Regions from separate parts of the Homo sapiens genome. Here region 2 is linked to region 1. Evidence: chromatin loops called from intact Hi-C (ENCODE). Cell type or tissue: heart left ventricle. All regions are shown on one strand. Links, peaks and the distances in the headings refer to the core of each region. The heading gives the core; the rest is flanking DNA. Region 1 overlaps PRKAG2 (protein kinase AMP-activated non-catalytic subunit gamma 2). Region 2 overlaps PRKAG2 (protein kinase AMP-activated non-catalytic subunit gamma 2).

What was found. A loop is a pair of places that touch in the nucleus more often than their neighbours do. Peaks named below come from ENCODE experiments on the same cell type or tissue, not always from the same donor. Only the 100,000 strongest peaks of a DNase experiment are listed, where the experiment ranks them.
Region 2: it touches region 1 in a loop (2.3-fold over the local background); 15 of 110 quality-filtered maps call a loop at or near these places.

What each region holds. Positions count from the first base shown.
Region 1 is chr7:151,778,247-151,788,203 of GRCh38, reverse strand. PRKAG2 (protein kinase AMP-activated non-catalytic subunit gamma 2) reads left to right here. Exons shown (of 16, transcript NM_016203.4): 2 at 1,663-1,734; 3 at 6,773-7,052. Among named protein-coding and RNA genes, the nearest start is that of PRKAG2-AS2, 23 kb to the left of the region's middle. RefSeq lists enhancers at 2,508-3,397, 3,398-4,287 and silencers at 5,019-5,118, 5,229-5,318. In heart left ventricle, for the core only: no CTCF peak of the experiment used is centred there; DNase peaks (open chromatin) are centred at 3,172, 5,133 and 6,870; H3K4me3 peaks cover 556 bases.
Region 2 is chr7:151,855,114-151,865,070 of GRCh38, reverse strand. All of the region lies in intron 1 of PRKAG2 (protein kinase AMP-activated non-catalytic subunit gamma 2), which reads left to right. Among named protein-coding and RNA genes, the nearest start is that of PRKAG2-AS1, 17 kb to the left of the region's middle. In heart left ventricle, for the core only: no CTCF peak of the experiment used is centred there; a DNase peak (open chromatin) is centred at 5,430.

The DNA.
Region 1 (9,957 bases), core at 1,117-9,116:
AAATGGGGTGGCTGCTGCAGAAAACAGTTTAGTGGCTCCTCAAAAAATTGACAGTAGGATGACCTGATGTCCAGCAGTTCCACTTCTGGGGATAACTGGAAAGAATTGAAAGCAGGGTCCTGAAGAGATATTCGTACACCTATTATATTGGTTTGCTAGGCTGCCATAGCAAAGCACTACAGATTAAGTGGGGTGGCTTAAACAACAGAAATATGTTTTCTCATGATTCTGGAGGCTAGAAGTCTAAGATCAAAATATCAGCAGGGTTGGTTTTTCTGGGGCCCCTCTCTTTGGGTTGGTAGCTGTCTTCTCCCTGTGTCTCTATGTGTGGTCTCTGTCTTGTAGGTGCCTGTGTCCTAATCTCTTCCTTGAAGGACACCAGTCATATTGGACTAGGGCCCACCTTAATGACCTCATTTTAAATTAATTGCCTGCTTAAAGACCCTATCTCCAAATACAGTCACATTCTGAGGTCCTGGGGGGCAGGACTTCAACATATAGATTTTTTTTGGTGGGAAGGGAGACACAATTCATACCATAACACTCATAGCAGCGTTATTCACAATAGTCAGAAGGTAGAAGCAACCCAAATGTCCATCAACTGATGAATGCGTAAGCGGAATGTGGTCTACTCATACAATGGAATATTATTCAGCCTTCAAAAGGAAGGGAACTGTGGCACACACTACCACCTGGAGGAGCCTTGAAGACATTATGCTAAGTGGAGTCAGACAGTCACAAATACTGCCTGATGCTACTTATATGAGGTACCTAGAGTGGTCAGATTCAAAGAGATAGGAGGGTGGTTGCCAAGCACTAGGGGGAGGGGGAGGGGGAGTTAGTGTTTGATGGGAACAGCGTTTTGGTTTGAGAAGATGGAAAGGTTCTAGAGATGACAGTGGTGACGGCTACACAGCAGTGTCAATGTGCTTCATGCCACCAAACCGCACACTTAAAATGGTTGAGATGGCAAATTTTATGTTATGTGTATTTTACCACAACTAAAAACTTTAAAATGAAAAAGAAAGGTTAGGGATGCAGCTGTGCCCGATTTGAGGATGACTGGGCAGGATTCTGCCTGGTGTGGAGGCAAGATTCAAGAGGAAGAAGGGGCAGGGCTGTTTCAGACACAGTAAGTGTGTGGTGAGCTACTTTCCCCAAATCTATTTTAGACTCTGTTTTGGCCACGATGTCATTAGACTCTGCTAATAGTTTTGCCTCAGCCGCCACCCCAGTGTCACCCTCCCCATCCCTGTCCCATCATCTTCCTAGGCAGACACATGTCCCTGGACCCATGTTCCGTGCTGTGGGGTAAAATCATGTCCATCAGCAGAATAGCCTGAGACGGGCTCTCCTCCCTCCACCCTTTCTGCCTGCCTTCCTGACTCCTTTAGTCCCAGCCATTTCTTCTTTCCTCCTTCCCTGGGGTGTTGGGAGGTCATGGCTGCTCCTGGAAGTTTGACTGCACGTTCTGGAAGCGGATGTGCATGGTGGTCAGGGGCTTTGGGGGCTGGGTGTAGCAAACACGTCCACATCCCTTCTTCATGGTGGATTTGAAGGATAAGGTCTCAGGAAGGGGGAGGTGACACCCACGTAGAGTTCCATGCAGCCCCTGGGCCCGAGGGCCACTGTCACTGACCACGTGCTCTCTGTCCACCCTAGGACCTGAGCTCCTTCGCCATGCCGCTCCTGGACGGAGACCTGGAGGGTTCCGGAAAGCATTCCTCTCGAAAGGTAAGACCTCCTTTCCAGAAGTTTCTCACAGCTCACTTGAGGTGCCACGGAGGCAGGCAGAGCCTGAGCCCACTTCCACCTGTGTGTTCACCCTCACGCCCACCCGCATGTCCGCTTGCACACCTGGCCGTAACCGAGCCCATCCTGCGACAGCTCACCTCGCATGGCCAAGCCTGGCGTATCGGCCGGGCTATCCCACTAGAGAGCCTCCTGGGCTTCACCCCTTTTTCTTCTCCTCACGTGGCACTGACTGTGGCCCACTAGACCCCCCTAACATGGGCAGAGGCAGTGGAGGAAGATGAGCAGTGAGCTAAGCCCGGTGGAAGGTATCGGTCACTGCCGACCATCTGTGGTCTTTGGGCTGAGTTCGACTGGCAGGACTTTGCCCTGCTGCCCACCAGCGCCCACCCCCAGCGCTGGGCTCTCTCCTTCCACCTCGTGTTGCACCCTCTCCACACGCCTTTTTCTCTCTTTCCACTTTTCCTTTCCTCTCTTTAGCTCCTCGCCGTCCCTCCTGCACTGGTGAATTTCCCTCCCATTAGGAAACTAGTGTCTCGAGGAGGTTGTTGACTGTGTAGGGTCAGGTGGCCAGAAAGAGTGTGGGGTGGGGTGGGGGGCTCTGGAGAGGGAGCCACAGCATCAGGTGAGGGTCGAGGTGGCCGTGGCAGGGCGCAGAGGTCCAGGCTGCTTGCAGGTTTCTCCTGCAGCCAGGAAGTAAGGGTGGGTGGAGGCCTGGTAGGGGACGTGCTTCCTGGCATTCTGCCACCCACAGACCCCTCCGGCAGGTGACAGCAGACAGAGCTAGTGATCTGGGGGCTACGTACAGGGTCTGGGATGGGTTCTGGGTGCCGGCTAGCCTGGGATGAAGGCAGGAGTTCCCATGCTGGAAAAAGCAAATCTCCTCTTTAAGCATTTGAATTACACACAACTGAATCAAATTGGTGTCGGCCTGTGGGGCTCCACTGGTGCCAGTGCCCTCCCCACCCTGCCCTGAACAAGCAACCTTATTAGCAGCTCTCGTGGCCCATCCAGCAAAGACTGCCAGGGAATGGCCTTGAGCTTCTGGGCCAGCAGAGAGTGGAGTGGCAGGAAGGGGCCACCAACCCCGTGCAAGGCTGTGGGACCAGCCCCGCGGGCACTGGGTCGTCTTCCTCCTGTTTGACTCTGCAAAACCCTTCTTTCCAGTGAAAACCTTGCACGGAAGATCTGAGAGTGTGGGAGAGACACAGGGGCCACAGCCAGGCCCTGGCCCCAGCTTCCTCTCTGGCAGCTGCATGACAAATGGCCCCATAGGCAGAGCTCTGCTCCGCAGACGGCTGAATGCCTGCTCTCCATTAGCTCTGCGGAGCCAGGCACACACTTGGGAGTCTTGTCAATACCCGGGGAATCATCCGGTTGCATTCACCAACATATCATTTGGCTATAGCTTGCCCAAGAGCAAGGCCTGAGGCCCTGTCCCTGGTGGCTTCAGCTGGCGCCTGTTATCTGCACCGCCACGCAGCCCACCCCAGCAGGCCTGTCCCTCCGCCTGGCTTTCCCACCGTCTGGGAGTGTGATCTGGCCCCCAAGGTTCCCGGTGAGAGGGGTCAGACAGGGCCCAGCATCCAGCATGCTTCGGCCATTTTCCAGAGACAGGACTGGCAGGGCTGCTTCCTAGGGCTCCCTCCTCAGGCCTGATCCCTGGATGCCCGACTCCACTGGCCTGGATTCAGAATACAGAATGGAACCCCATTCAGGATAATCCTGGGGTCCCCCTTGCTCATCAAATATGGTTAAACTGGCCTTTCATGACTGGTTCTCCAGGGGCTCATGGCTCAACTTCCCCCGTGACCCCCACCCTCATGGTGGCCCAAGTGAATGGCCGGCCCTCTGTCTCTGTGCTTCAAACCCCTTCTCCTCTGTCTCTGGGCACTGGACACCTCCCCGGCCCTGTCACTGCGTCTCTGAAGCCTAGCCAGCTGTCAGGGCCTCCTCTGGGTCAGGGCCTCTGTTAAGGGGCAGGTTTCAGCTCCGGGCCATTTATCCATCTGCATGGTGCTTATGGTGCTTCGGCCTTGTGGGCACTCTGCAAGCTCTCCTGGGGCCCCGCTCCCCTATGTGTCTCTGTTTCCCTGTAGGACTGGACATTTGCATTGGCTCGGCCCTCTCCCCCGGCTCCCCAGCAAGCTCCCTATGCTGTAAACAGAGCACGTCCATGCACCAGGTCCGGGCTCACCTTTCCAGCAGCTCCAAAATCCCACCCCTCCCTCCGGTCCTCCCATGTGGCCTCGGCTCCTCTTCCGGTTCACACCCTCGAGGCTGCTGTCGTGATTGTCTCAGCCCTGGGAACGAGGCTTGGACAACCAAGTCGTTGTCCACATTGCGGGAAACTGAGCTGTGACCAAACCCGGGCCTCCACCCAGGACCAGCTTATGTCACCTTGTGATAGGACCACCCTGGTGCCTGTGTGTGTTGTTCCTACTGGCTTCTCTCAGCCCCCATCCCACCCTAGACCTGCACACACAGCACCCACCACTTGAAGAAGAACCTCTTTTTTTTTTTTTTTTTTTTTTTTTTTGAGACAGGGTCTTGCTCTGTACCCAAGCTGGCTGGAGTACAGTAGTGTCACCTTGCTCACTGCAACCTCCACCTCCATCTCTGGGGCTCAAGTGATCCTCCCACCTCAGCTGCTTGAGTAGCTGGGACTACAGGCCACCACACCTGGCTAATTTCTGTATTTTTTGTAGAGACAGGGTTTTGCCATGTTGCCCAGGCTGGTCGAGCTCAGGTGATCCACCCACCTCGGCCTCCCAAAGTGCTGGGATTACAGGTGTGAGACACCACCCCCTGCCTGAAGACTCTCTTGTTTGTAAATTTATTCTCAGGATTTGTCCTGATTCCCATAGTTAGGTGGAATAGTGGCTAACTGGGATATTCTATAAACAGAGAATCTAAATGCTTTTCATATTAAATGGTCAAAAAAAAAAAATCAGCTGGGCATGGACAACTGTAATCCCAGCTACTCAGGAGGCTGAGGTAGGAGGATTGCTTGAGCCCGGGAGGTGGAGGTTGCAATGAGCTGAGATTGCGCCAGTGCACTGCAGCCTTGAGCGACAGAGGGAGACCCTGTCTCAAAAACAAAAAACAGAACTACACAAAAAAAGAAAAACTCAAAACTTAGCTTGAGTTACAAGGTCCTATAGCACCACACTCTTCTTCCTGCCGGGCCCACTCACGAAGGTGTCCGCGCCAGGCCGGACCTACACCTCCACGTGGCGGCGCCGGCTCTTTCGGCTGGAGAGGCCGCGCGGGGAGGCTGTGCTGCGCGGGTCCACGCCACGGGCATCCTATCCTCCCGGGGCCGCGGGCTCGGGGCTTGGGCCGCCCTCTAGTGGCGGAAGAACGTCCCCAGGCCGCGGTCCGGACAGCGCACCCCGTGGTGGGACAGAGAGACCCCGAAGTGGCACCGAGGCTGCCTGTGGGGTGTCCTGTGTTCCCTTTTCAGCACAGCGCGGCCGCCCGAGGGCAGTATTTCCCGCGTCTGCCCTGGTCCTGGCTCCCCGCGAGCGCTGCGGACGAGTTACTCGCCCTTCTTGCTTCTGAACTGGGTCATCTCTGAGGTCCTTTCCACTCAGTGTTGCTTGCAAGTTTCCCAAGTGGTAGGACAAGAGCTGTTTACCACGCACCGTGTGCTTCCTGGCCTCACGCGGCTTCATCTGACGTTCAAGCAGCCCTTGAGGTGAGGGCACGGCCATCCTCATTTTACAGATGAGGGAGCTGAGGCTCGGTGAGACCAAGTAACATGCCCAGGTTGGCTCAGCAGGTGGCAGAGCAGGGGCCAAATACCGGCACCCAGAGGCAGGGCAGGAGCTCCTCCACGCATCCAGCAGGAACACGGCTGCGGGCACGTGAGATATTTCTCAAAGTCTGCTATGAGCTCTGTGCCTTGGCTTAAAGTTATGGGGTCTGATAATTTTTTAAGCCATGACTAGAATTTTAAATCATTGGTGAAGTGAGTCTCAGAGGTTTGGGGCTTTGTTAACTTCCTTCTTTCCTTCTTTCTTTCCTTCCTTCCTTCCTTCCTTCCTTCCTTCCTTCCTTCCTTCCTTCTTTCCTTCCCTCCCTCCCTCCCTCCCTCCCTCCCTCCCTCCTTCCTTCCTTCCTTCCTTCCTTCCTTCCTTCCTTCCTTCCTTTCTTTCCTTTCTCTTGAAATGGAGTCTCGTTTTGTTGCCCAGGCTGGAGTGCAATGGCGCCATCTCGGCTCACTGCAACCTCCGCCTTCGGGGTTCAAGAGATTCTCCTGCCTCAGCCTCCTGAGTAGCTGGGATTACAGGCGCCCGCCACCATGCCCAGCTAATTTTTTTTTTATTTTTTTATTTTTAGTAGAGATGGGGTTTCACCATGTTGGCCAGGCTGGTTTCAAACTCCTGACCTCAGTTGATCCACCCGCCTCGGCCTTCCAAAATGCTGGGATTACAGGCGTGAGTCACCGTACCCGGCTGGCTTTGTGAACTTTTCTCCTGACTTCTGTTGGCAACCTCAGTCTTTCAAATGCTGAAGCAGCTTGGAGGTGAAAAATTCATCATCACCTAGGACTGAGGTCTCAGGATGGAGCTCCAGGCCCGCTCTGTTCTGGAACATAGGGATCTTATAGGCAGGCAAGAGGACTGCAGTCCTGTGTGGTCAGAACTTGGATGGACGTGAGGTCTTGAGAGGTGAAGGCAGGCAGGCCCATAATAAAGGAGGGAGACGCTCATTTTGAGCTCCGCTTCCCTTCCTCCCCTCTACCTCCTGGAAGCCCCTTCTAAGGAGTGGGACAGGATGGTCAGTGGACCTCCAGGACGTGGTGCTGCCAGCCTGTGAGGGGCCATCCTTGGGGCAGGTGCTACCTGCAGACCATTCAGTGGCTACCTCTGTGGAAGAGCTTAGGGCTGTTTCTCTGGGAGGGTACTATGGGGGGCCCGCATGTGAGAGAGGACAATGATAAGTTTCATACAGGGCAGGAGGCAGCGTGTCCAGAGCGTGGAGTGACTGCATCCATTCGTCTGTTTTTCTGCAGGTGGACAGCCCCTTCGGCCCGGGCAGCCCCTCCAAAGGGTTCTTCTCCAGAGGCCCCCAGCCCCGGCCCTCCAGCCCCATGTCTGCACCTGTGAGGCCCAAGACCAGCCCCGGCTCTCCCAAAACCGTGTTCCCGTTCTCCTACCAGGAGTCCCCGCCACGCTCCCCTCGACGCATGAGCTTCAGTGGGATCTTCCGCTCCTCCTCCAAAGAGTCTTCCCCCAACTCCAACCCTGCTACCTCGCCCGGGGGCATCAGGTTTTTCTCCCGCTCCAGAAAAAGTAAGACCTTGATGCTATTGTTTCAGGTGGGTGCTGGGGTGCTGGGGGTCTCTTCTGCAGCCACACATCCACGGTGGCACCGAAGCTGCCAGGTGGCTGTGAGCAGCTTGGTGCTGAGTGCCTGTATCTGTTTCTCCCCACCCCCACTTCCCCCTAAACAAATCTCTCTCCAGAACATCAGTTTCCACCTGTCACTTTCTTCCCATGCTAATCTATCAAAGCGTAATCCTTCTGGTCCAGCAAGGTCCTTGGGTTAACTGTAAACATCCTGATACTCACAGTACAGCTTGTATGGACAATCAGATGACACACTTGCCTCCAGCCTTCTCTGGAAACTGCAGGCATGGAGCCAAGCTTAGGCCCTCACCCGGGGCCACGGGACCATACTGCTTTGGTCAGCCTGATATGGCTTCCACTCTCTGTGGTTTGGTATTTGAGGGTTTGACTACACCTGTTTCTGGCAAATCCTAACTTTTTCTGTTTGGGGCTCTGGGCAGCAGGGAATGGAAGCTAGGAGGGATTTGCTGGGGAAATGGAAGGAGGAAATGTGAGTGTTTAAGAAAGAGTTCCGTAGGTTCATTAGTGTTTGTGATCTGAGGATAAGGTATTTTCATTTGAGCGCCGTCGATGATAATATGAAATATACCACGAACTAGAAAGTTTATGGCGTTTACTTTCTCCTTTCCTTTGTCTATTCTTTCCAGTTCTTTCTACTGACTTAGAACATTTGTATTGGGGAAGATAGTGATGTGGAAAACAAATTTGTCCTTGACCATCAGAGGCCTGGGATAGTTCACCTTTCTCTCCAGGCTGACTTTTACTCAGAAAGACTGGCAATACTGTGTGTTAGAGCAACGCTTTATATCTGCAAGGCCAGGCGGCAGCAAGAGGGGAATTTCGGTGTTTCTGACTTCGAACTCTTCCATCAGGCAGCAGTGGCTGTAGGACGAGAAGCCAGGTCTCTGTCAGCCTCACTACTTCATCCACCACCTTGGAGGTGGAGGGGATGGTGGCCGTATTCTGTGTGAGTGGAGCAGATCTATCTCTTGGACAGATTTTGCACTTCGTCTTTCTACATAAAACAAATGAAGGTGCTCCCGCCTGTGGGTTGTGTGTGTGTTGTGGGGGGCAGGTCCTGACCATGCTCTACACACACCCCTCACTCAAGGCTGTGGGGTTGTCACAATTTCCTTTAAGTTTGTGCACTTTAGCCTTAAGGTGCCCCTTTCTTTCCCCATCTCCTTGTATAAACATCGTCTAGAGATGAGGGATCAAAGTGCTGTACAGAGGAAGGAAATCAGGCCCGTCCTGATGGGAAAGCTGCGTGAGGGCTCCACGTCACACAGGTGGGATTTGTCAAAGAGAAGGAGGATGTGTGCGCAGTTTGCCTTGTTGGGGAACTTGCGATGTTGTGTAGATTGAATGTGCTGGAATTGGTGGATGAAAAGACAGGATTCCTGCCTTCAAGGGCTCCTAGTCAGAGGCAAGCAGGCTTCAGAAGAAAGGACGAGATTGTCTCCATGGTACTGCCTGTGCTCAGTTAGGACAGGGCAGGCTTTCTGAGCGGGGCGGAGAGCAGCACAGGGAACCTGATGATCGGAAGGGTGCCCAAAGGAGTGTAGGAGCTGTGAGCTGGCTCCCATGGGAAGGTCTTGAAGCTCTGGCAGGAACCATCACCCTCCGCCTCCCTCTACATCATTCTCCTGCACAGAGCCCTCCATGGGGGTGGGAGGAGAGGGTGAGAGGGAGGAGCGGGGAGAGGAGGAGGAGGGTCCCTGCAGGCAGAGGGTCCCTTTGGGAGCCCAGCAGTGGCACCAGGAGGTGCAGGAGAAGTTGTTCAGTCCTCAGGGCCTAGGCTGCAGCTCAGTACAGCATTTGGTGGGAGGTTTGGTGCTGTCCACTGTTCAGCCTGGGAAATGAGCTGTTCTTTTAGAAACTGGGTCTGGAAAAATCTCTTTTTGAAACCATATCAATTTCTTAAAGTATTCCTCCTTTTCACTATCTTTCATTGTTATTTATGTTTAGATTTTCAATCTCTTTCAACTGTTTTCTTTCAGTAACTGACAGAATTGCAGACAGACAGATAATCAAAGCTAGAAGGGACTGTAAGGAAAGCATTTATGGGGGAAGAAAGCATATGCATATAATAATTTGAACACAGCATATATGGGTGTGTGTGTGTGTGTTTTGGATTTGTATAGATGTATGTGTGTATGTATGTGCATATATGTATGTGTGTACACACATATATACCTTTTTTATTTTTTAAAAGGACATGCATTGGACTGCTAGTGGTAGCTTCTAAGTGAAGAATTAGGAGTGGATGGGTGGAAGGAAAATGTTGCTTTATCTGATATTCCAATTTTTTGAGACTAGCTTCACTTATTGGTAATTAAAAATGAATACATCTTGAAAAAAATGTCAAGCTCCCAGACCTGAGCTTTGGGGCGGTGGCGAGATGTGGAACAGAAGTTGCGGGTGTTGGTAACAGCAGAAGAAAGAGTTGAGCCACCAGGAATGCCTGGGGACAGCCAAGGCCCCGTGCTCAGCCTTAAGGGCTAGCTGGGGAATGCTGGGATGTAGCAGGGCTTGGAGAAGGCATGGGGAGAACCTACAGATGGCTGAGTGTGGAGGTCCAGGATGGGAGGCGGTGTTGCTCCATTTTGCATTGCTATAAAGGAGTACCTGAGGCTGGGTCATTTATAAAGGGAAGAGGTTTATTTGGCTCATGGTTCTGCAGGCTGCACAGAGGCATGGTGCCAGCATCTGCTTCTGGGGAGGGCACAGCCATCCAGTGGGAGCCTCATGCCCACTGCACAGATAAAACCAATTCACCGAGATCTTGGTATTGTAGTAAAATGTTTAATGTGAGGCCAGCCACATGGGAGATGGAGCTATCACTCAA
Region 2 (9,957 bases), core at 1,210-9,209, 77 kb before region 1:
TGAGCGGAACCAGTCACTTAACCTGTCTAGATCTGTTTACATATATAATACATTCATATATTATATAATTAGTATTATATAAAATTGTTATCTAATCATATGCTATTTAAAGTATATCCTATATGTAATATGTGTAATATGTAATATACATATATACACTTTGAAAAAGAGGGCTGGAGCCTAAGTCTCCGTTTGGCTCAAGCACCACGGCTGTATGGAAACTGCTTTGTCCTGGGGACAAGTGGCTTTAAGGGGCTGTGGGTGAGGGGCGTGCAGAGCAGTGATGGGGCCTGGGTCCTTCCAAAGCTGGACTTTTAAGAGTGTCACCTGAGCCCTCCCATTTGCACCACTGAAGATGAGTGAGTGTCCGAGGAGATATTTCACCCCTGGGGAGCTGCCAGCGCCAGGAGAACAGAGAGGTCGCTTGTCTCCTCACCACTCTGCTTTGCATGTTAGGTGTATTTTGAGATTTCTGACATGACCTTGGGGCATAGGTAATAGAGTATTTTCAAAGACAGAGGGAAATGCTGGGCAGCGATACCAACCTGGTCTGGGGAAGGAACTGGGCCAGGAGACCTCCCCTCTAGGGTTGCAGGGTACCTGCCAGGTGTGGAAGTGGCGCAGAGGATGCATGGTAGCCCCTGGGAGAAGGGAAACAGGAAGCTGCACCCTGGACCGCCGTATAATGAGGAAACAGCCCCAAGAGGTTAAGTGACCTGCCACGTCGCATGGCTGGCCAGTGGCGAAGCAAGGATTGAACCTGGGCCTTTGCACTGGAGGCGTGTTGGGAGGAGAGGAGTCCCACCCTGGCTGGTCAGCTGCTGTGGCTACGGTCAGGGAAGGGCTTCTGGGAGCCAGCATTGCCATCTGCCGGCCCTGTGGCTTTCTGCCTGAGATGCCTGCTCTTGAGGCTGGAGGTCAGGAAGCCAGTTCACAGCAGTGCTTGTTTCGTGCTATTTCAAGACAAGGGCTGTGGGCTCCAGACTCCATTCTCTATCACCTCCCTCCTCTCTCCTCTCCTCTAGATGTGGCAATATCAGTTCTCAGGAAAGGCTCAAAGCGATGTTCTGTAGGAGAGGCATGCAGGCATAGAGTTTACTACTGTGATAAAATACAGCATAAAGGCAGGTGGACATATTTGGTTCTTGGTTCCTTTTTTTTTTTTTTGAGACAGGGTTTTGCTCTGTAGTCCAGGCTGGAGTGCGGTGGTGCGAACACTGCTGCCTGGAACTCCTGAGCTCAAGCGATCCTCTTACCTCAGCCTGCTCAGTAGCCGGGACCGCAGGTGCCACCAAGCCCGGCTAATTTTTTGATTTTTCATAGAGAAGGGGCTTCATCATCTTGCCAGGCTGCTCTTACACTCCTGGGCTCAAGCAGTCCTCCTGCGGTGGCCTTCCAAAGTGCTAAGATTGCAGGCGTGAGCCACCGTGCTGGCCTCATATTTGGTTCTATTCCTTGTTAAATGATGGTCTGCCCTCCAGTGGCCTTTGTCACCTTCACCTGAAGGTTATGCTCAGCTGGTGAGTCTGTGCCTCTAGCTTTGGCCACTCAGTGGTGAAAGAGGGAAGCAAGCTGGACTGAGCAGAGGGGAAGGGCGATGAAGCATTCACACCAAAGGCCTCAGCTGACCCCTTGGAGCATTCTGGAACTGGGATGACCCTTCAGAGTTGTCCCAGATTGAGGCAAAGGGCTCCCACACTGTCCCTGGGAAGGGGATGTGAACTTGGGTGAGGCGGATCCCGTCGGGTGAGGGCAAGTCTCAGCCAGGCACTCAGCTGAGTACCAGTGGCTACCAGTGCTCCCTGTACCCGGGGACTTACCAGTGCCCCCTGTACCTGGGGATTTACCAGTGCTGCCTCTACCCGGGGACCTACCAGCACCCCCTGCACCCGGGGATCTACCAGCGCCCCCTGTACCCTGGGGTCTACCAGTGCCCCCTGTACCCGGGGACCTACCAGTGGTCCCTGCACCCGGGGACCTACCAGCGCCCCCTGCACCCAGGGATCTACCAGCGCCCCCTGCACCCCAGGACCTACAAGTGCCCCCTGCACCTGGGGTCTACCAGCACCCCCTGCACCCCAGGACCTACCAGTGCCCCCTGCACCCGGAGATCTACCAGTGCTCCCTGCACCCAGAGGCCTACCAGTGCCCTCTGAACCCAGGGATCTACCAGTGCTCCCTGCACCCAGAGACCTACCAGTGCCCTCTGAACCCAGGGATCTACCAGTGCTCCCTGCACTCAGGGACCTAACAGTGCTCCCTGTACCCAGGGACCTACCAGTGCCCCCTGCACTTGGGGACCTACCAGTGCTCCCTGCGCCTGGGGATCCGGGAGCCACACCACGGCATCCACGGCACCGCGTCCCTTTCTCATAAAATCTCACGATTTTTCTTTCGAAGTATCCAGCCTGTCTCCTTAATTAAACCATAAGCTCCTTTAAAGATGGCATGCGTCTACACTTTGTCATGTCCCAGCCCTGAGGAAGCCACCTCTCACACAGCCGACCTGAATGTTGACAATGATGATGATGATGGTGAGGACATGCAGAAGCTTAACTAACAGAGGGGGAAAGAAAGAAAATGGGGGCCGTCTTTGAGAATGGAAATGCTTAGTTAACTCGACGACCCAATTTAGAAAAATCTGAGTGAACCCGTTTTTTACAAATCTTGTGGGAGCCACATACCTCAAAGAGAACATTTTCAGACAAATCATGTCTTGTTGGTTTCAAAAAGAGGCATTTTTTTTTCCATCCAATCTACTGGCCAGAAAAAAAAGGGGCAGATTTTAGGCACATTACTGTGTTATTTGTTTTTTTCCTTCACCTCCCACTTGGGAAAGTTACTTGGGCTTTGGCTCAGGCTGATTGACTAGTACAGCATCCTGTGTCTGGCAGGAGGCATCTGCCATGGCGGGATGGTCCTCTGCCTGGAGACGGGCCGGGCGCCTAGACCTTCATGCAATGCAGAGCCCGGGGGCCAGATGCCAGTGCCTCGGGCCTCATCCCCTTCAGGGACCTCTCTATTTCCTGGTGCCATTGGAGGAGGGAGCATCCGTCCACTGAGGGGACGGGCATGGACCTAGCCGTCCCTCATACTAGATTCTCAAGAACAGAGTCCTGTGTGTGAGCAGGAAGATGGGATGGTTTTTATCTTGCCAATGGAAGAGTGGCTGCTAGGGAGGGAGCATGAGTTTGGGTGCCAGAGGCCAAGGTCGCAACCCCGGTGTCAATGATTGCCCCCTGTGTCCTATTGGGCAGTTCACTGGCACAATCTAAGCCTCAGTTTCCTCACCGGTAAAATACAGAATATAATCCCCACCTCACAGGACTTGGGGGAGCATGACTGAGATGCCACAGTAAAGAGCAGGATGTCTGTGTCTAGAAGGGTTGCCTCCCTCTCCCTAACAAGCCGCCCATGGGAGGACCGACCCTAAGAATGTAGCTGTGGCCACCATCCCATCCCAGGTTTTCTGGGGATGTCCCCAGCTTCAGATAATTTTATTCTTTTCAATGGAGGTGATTCTTTTTTTTTTTTTTTTTTTTGGAGACAGAGTCTTATTCTGTCACCCAGGCTGGAATGCAGTGACACCATCTTGGCTCACTGCAACCTCAGCCTCCCGGGTTCAACCAATTCTTATGTGTCAGCCTCCCCAGTAGCTGGGATTACAAGCATGCACCACCATGACCGGCCAGGTTTTGTATTTTTAGTAGAGATGAAGTTTTGCCATGTTCAGGCTGGTCTTGAACTCCTGGCCTCAAGTGATGCACCCGCCTCAGCCTCCCAAAGTGCTGGGATTACAGGCATGAGCTACCATGCCCGTCCTGCAGGTGATTCTTTGATTGTAATTTGAACGAGATTTCCTTTTTAATCCCTCATTAGGCTTTGGCTGAATAATTTGCAAATTTGTTCAATAGGTCTCCTTATTCACACTGAGACAGGCCAAGGTCCTGACCCCAGAGTGAAGCCAGCTTGAGCCCCCAGGGCTGAAGGTACTGAGCCCTTAACTGAGAGTGAGAAGGCTTAGAAATGGGCTTGGCCTTGGTCCACGTGCCAGGAACTTGAAGGCAAAGTCTTGGGGTGGGGCTGCAGAGAGTTGAGGTGGCGGGCAGAAATCTAACCTGGCAAGCTCTACCTAGAAGCAGAATACTGGGACTTTAGGGTCCTTGGAGTCTCGTCTGCCTGCACCTCCCTCTACCACAAGCCTAACGTGACCCCAGTAGGGTCATGGCATGGAAGACAGGTGGGCAGACAAGGGGAGACAGTGTTCCCTGGGCGAGAACAGTGCCCTCTAGGAGAGGTAGGGCACAGCAGGCATCCTTGGGAATCAGTTCATCAGGTTAATATGCTTTTTGTCCTCTTCTCCTTGGGGCATTTGCTGTCTAATGGGGAACTCATGGGGACTTTGCACCTTGACTCCAGAAAATAAATATGGGGCTTTTAGAGAACACTCAGGCTCCCAAGTCATCTCCTTCCAGTCTGCAGTGGGCCTCGGGTGGGGTGGGTGAGCTGGGGGCCGTGCTCTCTCTCTCTGTCTTGTGGTTGGTTCATTCCCAATGGGAGATGAAACCCACACCCCCTTCCACAGGCGAGGCCTTGGGCACCACAGATGGCACCCATCAGTGCGTGTCTCTGATTGTCCACCAGTACAGGCGTGGATGCCAGGGAGGAGAGGGGGTGGGCAAGGACAAGCAATGTAGAGATGCAGGTGGCCGTGTGTGGTATTGGAGGAGTGAGATGTTTGCAAGAAGTTCTGGTTCTCTCTGCTGCAAATGGCGCAAAGCATGCCCAGCCTGTGGTCTTGCCTGTCCGAGGGCCTGTCCTGGTGCCCCCTTTCTGCCCTGCCTCCAGCAGGAGGGGCTCCACGGAGGCTGGAGAAGGGGCAGTGGCTGGGCATATCATAGCTGCTGGTTAATGTGCTTAATGGAAGGTGGATGAAAGCATCCGATAGGCAGATGGAGCCCTGTTAGTGACTGGAAGGGCCCCTCCGGGTCCAGCATTCTAGGCTTCTGTGATACCTGCTACAGCTCCAGGTGCCCGGCCACCTCCGTCAGCCCAGCCCACAGTCCCACCTGCAGGTGGCGGAGAGGGAATCTTGGACTACATCAGAAGATGGGCACTCGTGTCCTGCAACCCTGCGTCCCTCCAGCGGCATGGACTCAGGTGACTCCCATGGCCTTGGATTTCCAGCTGATACCCTGAGATGACTACTGCCTAAATGGGAGTGAGGGACAGCTGTTTACCAGATCATTCAACTGCTTGGCACTGGACAGAGATGGAGATACATCCTCGGTGCCTTAACCTGCAGCTCTCACTGGGACAAGAGGATGGCTGGCAAGTGGCTGATGAGAGCAGAAGGGGAGCTGAAGGTATCCAAGGCCACTCAGCTTCTGATGGCGCCAAGGGACAGCTCTGGCACTGTGGGCTGTGGCTGGCAGCAGACCCAGCCGGGCTTGGGCACACAGCCTCAGGCAGCTGCCGCCAGATTACTCACCTCCACTCTCACAGTCCTCGCCCCTGGGAAGTCTTCCCTATTCGCTAATCCCATGGCCCTTTAAGTGTGTGTCTTAGCTGTGTCTCAGTGAACACGGAGAGATGTGCTGGGCGCTGCCCTCACTCTGAAGACCATGATTCCTGGCCAGCACCTTTGTCTTCTTTGGAGAATCATACCTTTCCACGGGGCTGGCAGTCGCATCCCACCCTCTCCACCCACAGACCTCACAGAGATGGTGGGAAGGTGTTGCCGCAGCTTTCCGCCTTCGCTACCGTGTGCAGCAGGGACTGGCTTGCGGGCCTCACCTCGCCCCGCCCCGTCTGACGCCGTTCCCCGCGGAGTGTTCTCTGGTGCCACAGCTGTGCAGCACCCTCGAAGCCCATTCCCTGGGCATCACAGGACGATGCACACAGATGTGGTATCGGCTGTTTGCTGGAGGCCCCAGCGACCTGTTTTTCCTGAATCTGTTCTGTGACAGACTCCAGAGACACCTGGCCAGGGTCTGGCTTCTCCTCAGGAGACACTGGATTTTCTGAGCTTTCCTTGATCTGAGAAGTTTCTGAAAACTCCCCTTGAGTCACTGAGGCCAGGGATGGGGCTGGACCTGCTGTCGATGCCAGCCTTGCAGAGGAGCAGGAAGAGGGGCCTCCTAGGGGCGAGACAAGGCCTAGGGTGCCCGTCAGCTCCATCAAGACTCCTGGGGGCAGAATTCGTGTTCCGTTCATCTTTATGGTCCCTCCAAGTGCTCCACACTGTGCATTCTGCATAGCAGGTGCTTGCTGAATACCTCCTAGCTACCAGCAAAGCATCTTTGGATTGGGGGCTCAAACCAAACCCATCTCAGCACTGGAAAACTTTCAAATCACAGGAAGCCGAGAAACGGCCGAAGTGAATGACGATGTCACCCCTTCTTCCAGCAGCAATGGTGTCAGGCATGGCCATGGTCCAGGACCATTGAGGAGGCAGGACTTCCCTTTCCCTGTGACTCTCTCTTCCTGTAGCACAGGGGTGGTGTGTGTGTGTGGGCAGGTGAATAGTGGAGGGGAATAATGGGGTGTGGGAGATATGGGTATTTAACTATCCACTGAGGCTTACCTAGTCCAATCCCTGACACGTATCTTTATGACACCTGGATACCGAAAGTGACACAAGGTATGCATAAACAAAAATAAAAATAATCTCCATACTGCTTAAAGCTCCAAGGAGCCAGTAGCTTCAGTCACCTTCCCACCAAGTGGTACAGATTGGGCTCTTCAATGGGCCAGCTGGGGACAGCTGTGGCCGAGGCTGGCAGGGTGCTGCTGAGTACTGGGGAGGAGAGGGGAGTGTAAGGGAGGGGAGGGGAGGGGTAGGCACGGTGCAGGAGAGGCTGGGCTGCCCCACAGTCTCAGCTAGGGCCTCAGCCCACCCTTCTGAGCCTTGCTGGGTAGCAGCAGGGGCTGGGGACAATCATTGGTGGATGTAGCTGACTGTGGAAGAGGCTGGGGCCTTGGGAAGGTGGCTCCTCCAGCCTGGGCTGTCCCCATAAGGGGCTGGCAGCCGAGGGGCCACAGCACCACCAGCAGTGGGGGAAAGGAGCGCTTCATTCCCAAAGAGAGATGGGAGAGGCAAGTCCCAGCACCCTGTACCCCTTAGGGAGCAGCCAAAGGAGTAAAACCCGCAATTCTTTGTCTCCTATGCCCCATTCCTTCCTAGTGACAGGAAATCACCGTTTGGGATTGTATAGAAGGTGTTAGAAATTGTATGCCCGCCTTCTGATGCTCCAGCGAGGTGGCACCTGGTTCAGATGACTTTTCAGTTCAGACCTGAAGGGAAAAGAAGAGCAACAGTGACCACAAAGAGAGCGAGCGCTCCCAAGCCAGCAGGTCCTCAGCATGCGTGGGTGGCAGCTGACTTCATCCCCACACAGCTGTGTGCTGGTGCTGCTATTGTCCCCATTCTACAGATGGGAAAATCTGCACAGCAGAGGCCGTTGGCAGGGGGTGGCACAGCCGGGCATCAAGCCGGAGCCGTCTGGCGCCTGAGCCCACACACAACCGCTGTGCTGAACAGACAGATGGTGCCGGAAGGCAGCATGCAACCCGAGAAAATGCGTGGAGAGGAGTGGGCTGTTGCTTTCCAACCATTTTTATAGGCTGACTATAGATGCATTTATATGAAGTCTTTTTTTTTTTTTTTTTGGTACTTCCAGTTGCTGATGGGTCCACCTTGGGCACAGCCCCCTCTCACAGGCGGACCTGGGCATCGGCCTCATTCCTCATTTGTGCAGAACTCTGTAGGGCTCAGTGATCTGGGAGCTGGGAGCTGGCAGGAGCAGAAAGGTCCTGAATGTCACCCAGCAAAAAGCACTGACCTTTTCTGGCTCTCATCTCCCACACCGTCTTCCGCAGGATGCTGCGCGTTCTGTGCCCATCCCTTATACTCCCTGTGGGCTTTTTTTTTTTTTTTTTCCAGCAATGATCAGCCCTTGCCTAATTGCAAATAGATGGGTCTTAGGATTGTTTTTTTGTTTTAATGTTGCCTGCAAAAATTACACTGGTTAGTGTCTCTGGAGCCCTAAAAGATACCACCTTTTACACAAAGCTGAAAGCAGTAGACTTTGGGCTGCAGTCCAGTAGTTTCTTTTGTCACCGTTTTCTGTTTCTTTCCTCTTTCTCTGCTCCGTTTTCTCTCCGCCCTTCTTGTTGTCTTCTGCCTGCTGTCCTGTATCTTCTCCTCCTTTATCTTGTTTCCTTAGAGCTGGGTTTCACCAGACTTGAAACACCTGCCTTGCGATCCAGTTCTCTTCCCTGTGGCGGCCACGTGGCTGATGAGGCACAGGTGACCGTGCTCCGGTGGGGACGCCGTGACCGTGTGTGTGGCTGGTCTTGTTTTTCAGATGCGGGCATTCACTGAGTTATATTCGGTGTGGGTGCCAGACTTAACGTCTTTCACATATTTTGCCATTTAACTCATCAGCAACTCTGCCTGTTCCTAGTATTCACCCGGTTTTTACAGTTGGAGAAACGGAGGCTCAGATAGAATGAGTTGTTTGCCTAAGGGCCACGGCGAGGCCAATTGAACCCGGTGTGGCTGTCTCCAAAATCCACGCCCTTCCCTGCAGGACGTCTTTTCGTCTCCCCCTACATCCTAATTTGGGGCAATGAAGAAGGCAAAATACCTTCCAGGGAGCTGCAAGCCTCCGCAGGGGCCCGCCTCGGGGCCACTCCAGCGTGCTCGTGGCACCTGTGCTTGCGTCCTCGGCTGCGCGGGCCTTGGAAAGATCGCCACGGGGAGCCAGGACTTTGGGGACCTGGTTTCCCTCCTGCCACACCTCTCATTGGCTGTGTGACCTTGGACAGGCTCCCTGATGGCCCTGAACCTAAGTTGCTTTGTTAGTGAAACAGCAATAAGAATACCTGCCTGCAGGTGGCCATGAGAATTAAATGATACCCTATGTAGGTTTGCCATGATATGCCATGTAGCAAACTTGAGTATGCTATAATTTTTAAGAAATCTTCTTTCTTCATTTGCTGGAGAAACCCCAAGGGCAGAATGTGTGGCCTGTGTCTGGCGAGTGTGTAGGACTTACGGGTTTTTGTGTCTTAACCTCTCTCCAGAGACCGCCTTACTTTATCTTCCTGTGGCTACTGTTTTTCCTCCTTTCAAGGTATTTTATGTAACTGCATTGCAAGCATCCTTTTGGAAATGGAGACAGGGTGCACATAGCATCATGGAGCTCAGCTTTCGCCTAAGCGAGGACACAGACTCATCTGTGAGGTCCATATGGTCTGGAGCAGGTGTGGCTCTGAGCCTCTACCCATCCCTGTGGTTCCTGCCGCCCCCACCCCTCTGCCTGCCCCCACCCACCCACTTTTCCCCTATGGCACAGCCCATGCCTCTCTGCCTGCAGCCTCTCTGCTTGGCAAAAACATCCCAGTGTCTGCAGTGGTATGTGTGGAAGGTGGTGTGTGGAGTGTGGTGTGTGTGGAGGGTGGCGTGTGTGGAGGGTGGTGTGTGTGTAGGGTGGTGTGTGGAGGGTGGCGTGTGTGTAAAGTGGTGTGTGTGGAGGGCGGTGTGTGGAGGGCGGTGTGTGTGGAGGGTGGTGTGTGGAGGGTGGTGTGTGGAGCATGGTGTGTGTGGAGGATGGTGTGTGTGGAGGGCGGTGTGTGTGGAGCATGGTGTATGTGGAGGGTGGTGTGTGGATGGTGTGTGTGGAGGGCGGTGTGTGTGGAGGGCGGTGTGTGTGGAGCATGGTGTGTGTGGAGGGCGGTGTGTGGGAGGGTGGTGTGTGTGGAGGGTGGTGTGTGGAGGGTGGTGTGTGTGGAGGGTGGTGTGTGTGGAGGGTGGTGTGTGTGGAGGGCGGTGTGTGTGGAGCGTGGTGTGTGTGGAGGGTGGTGTGTGTGGAGGGTGGTGTGTGTGGAGGGTGGTGTGTGTGGAGGATGGTGTGTGTGTAGGGTGGTGTGTGTGGAGGATGGTGTGTGTGT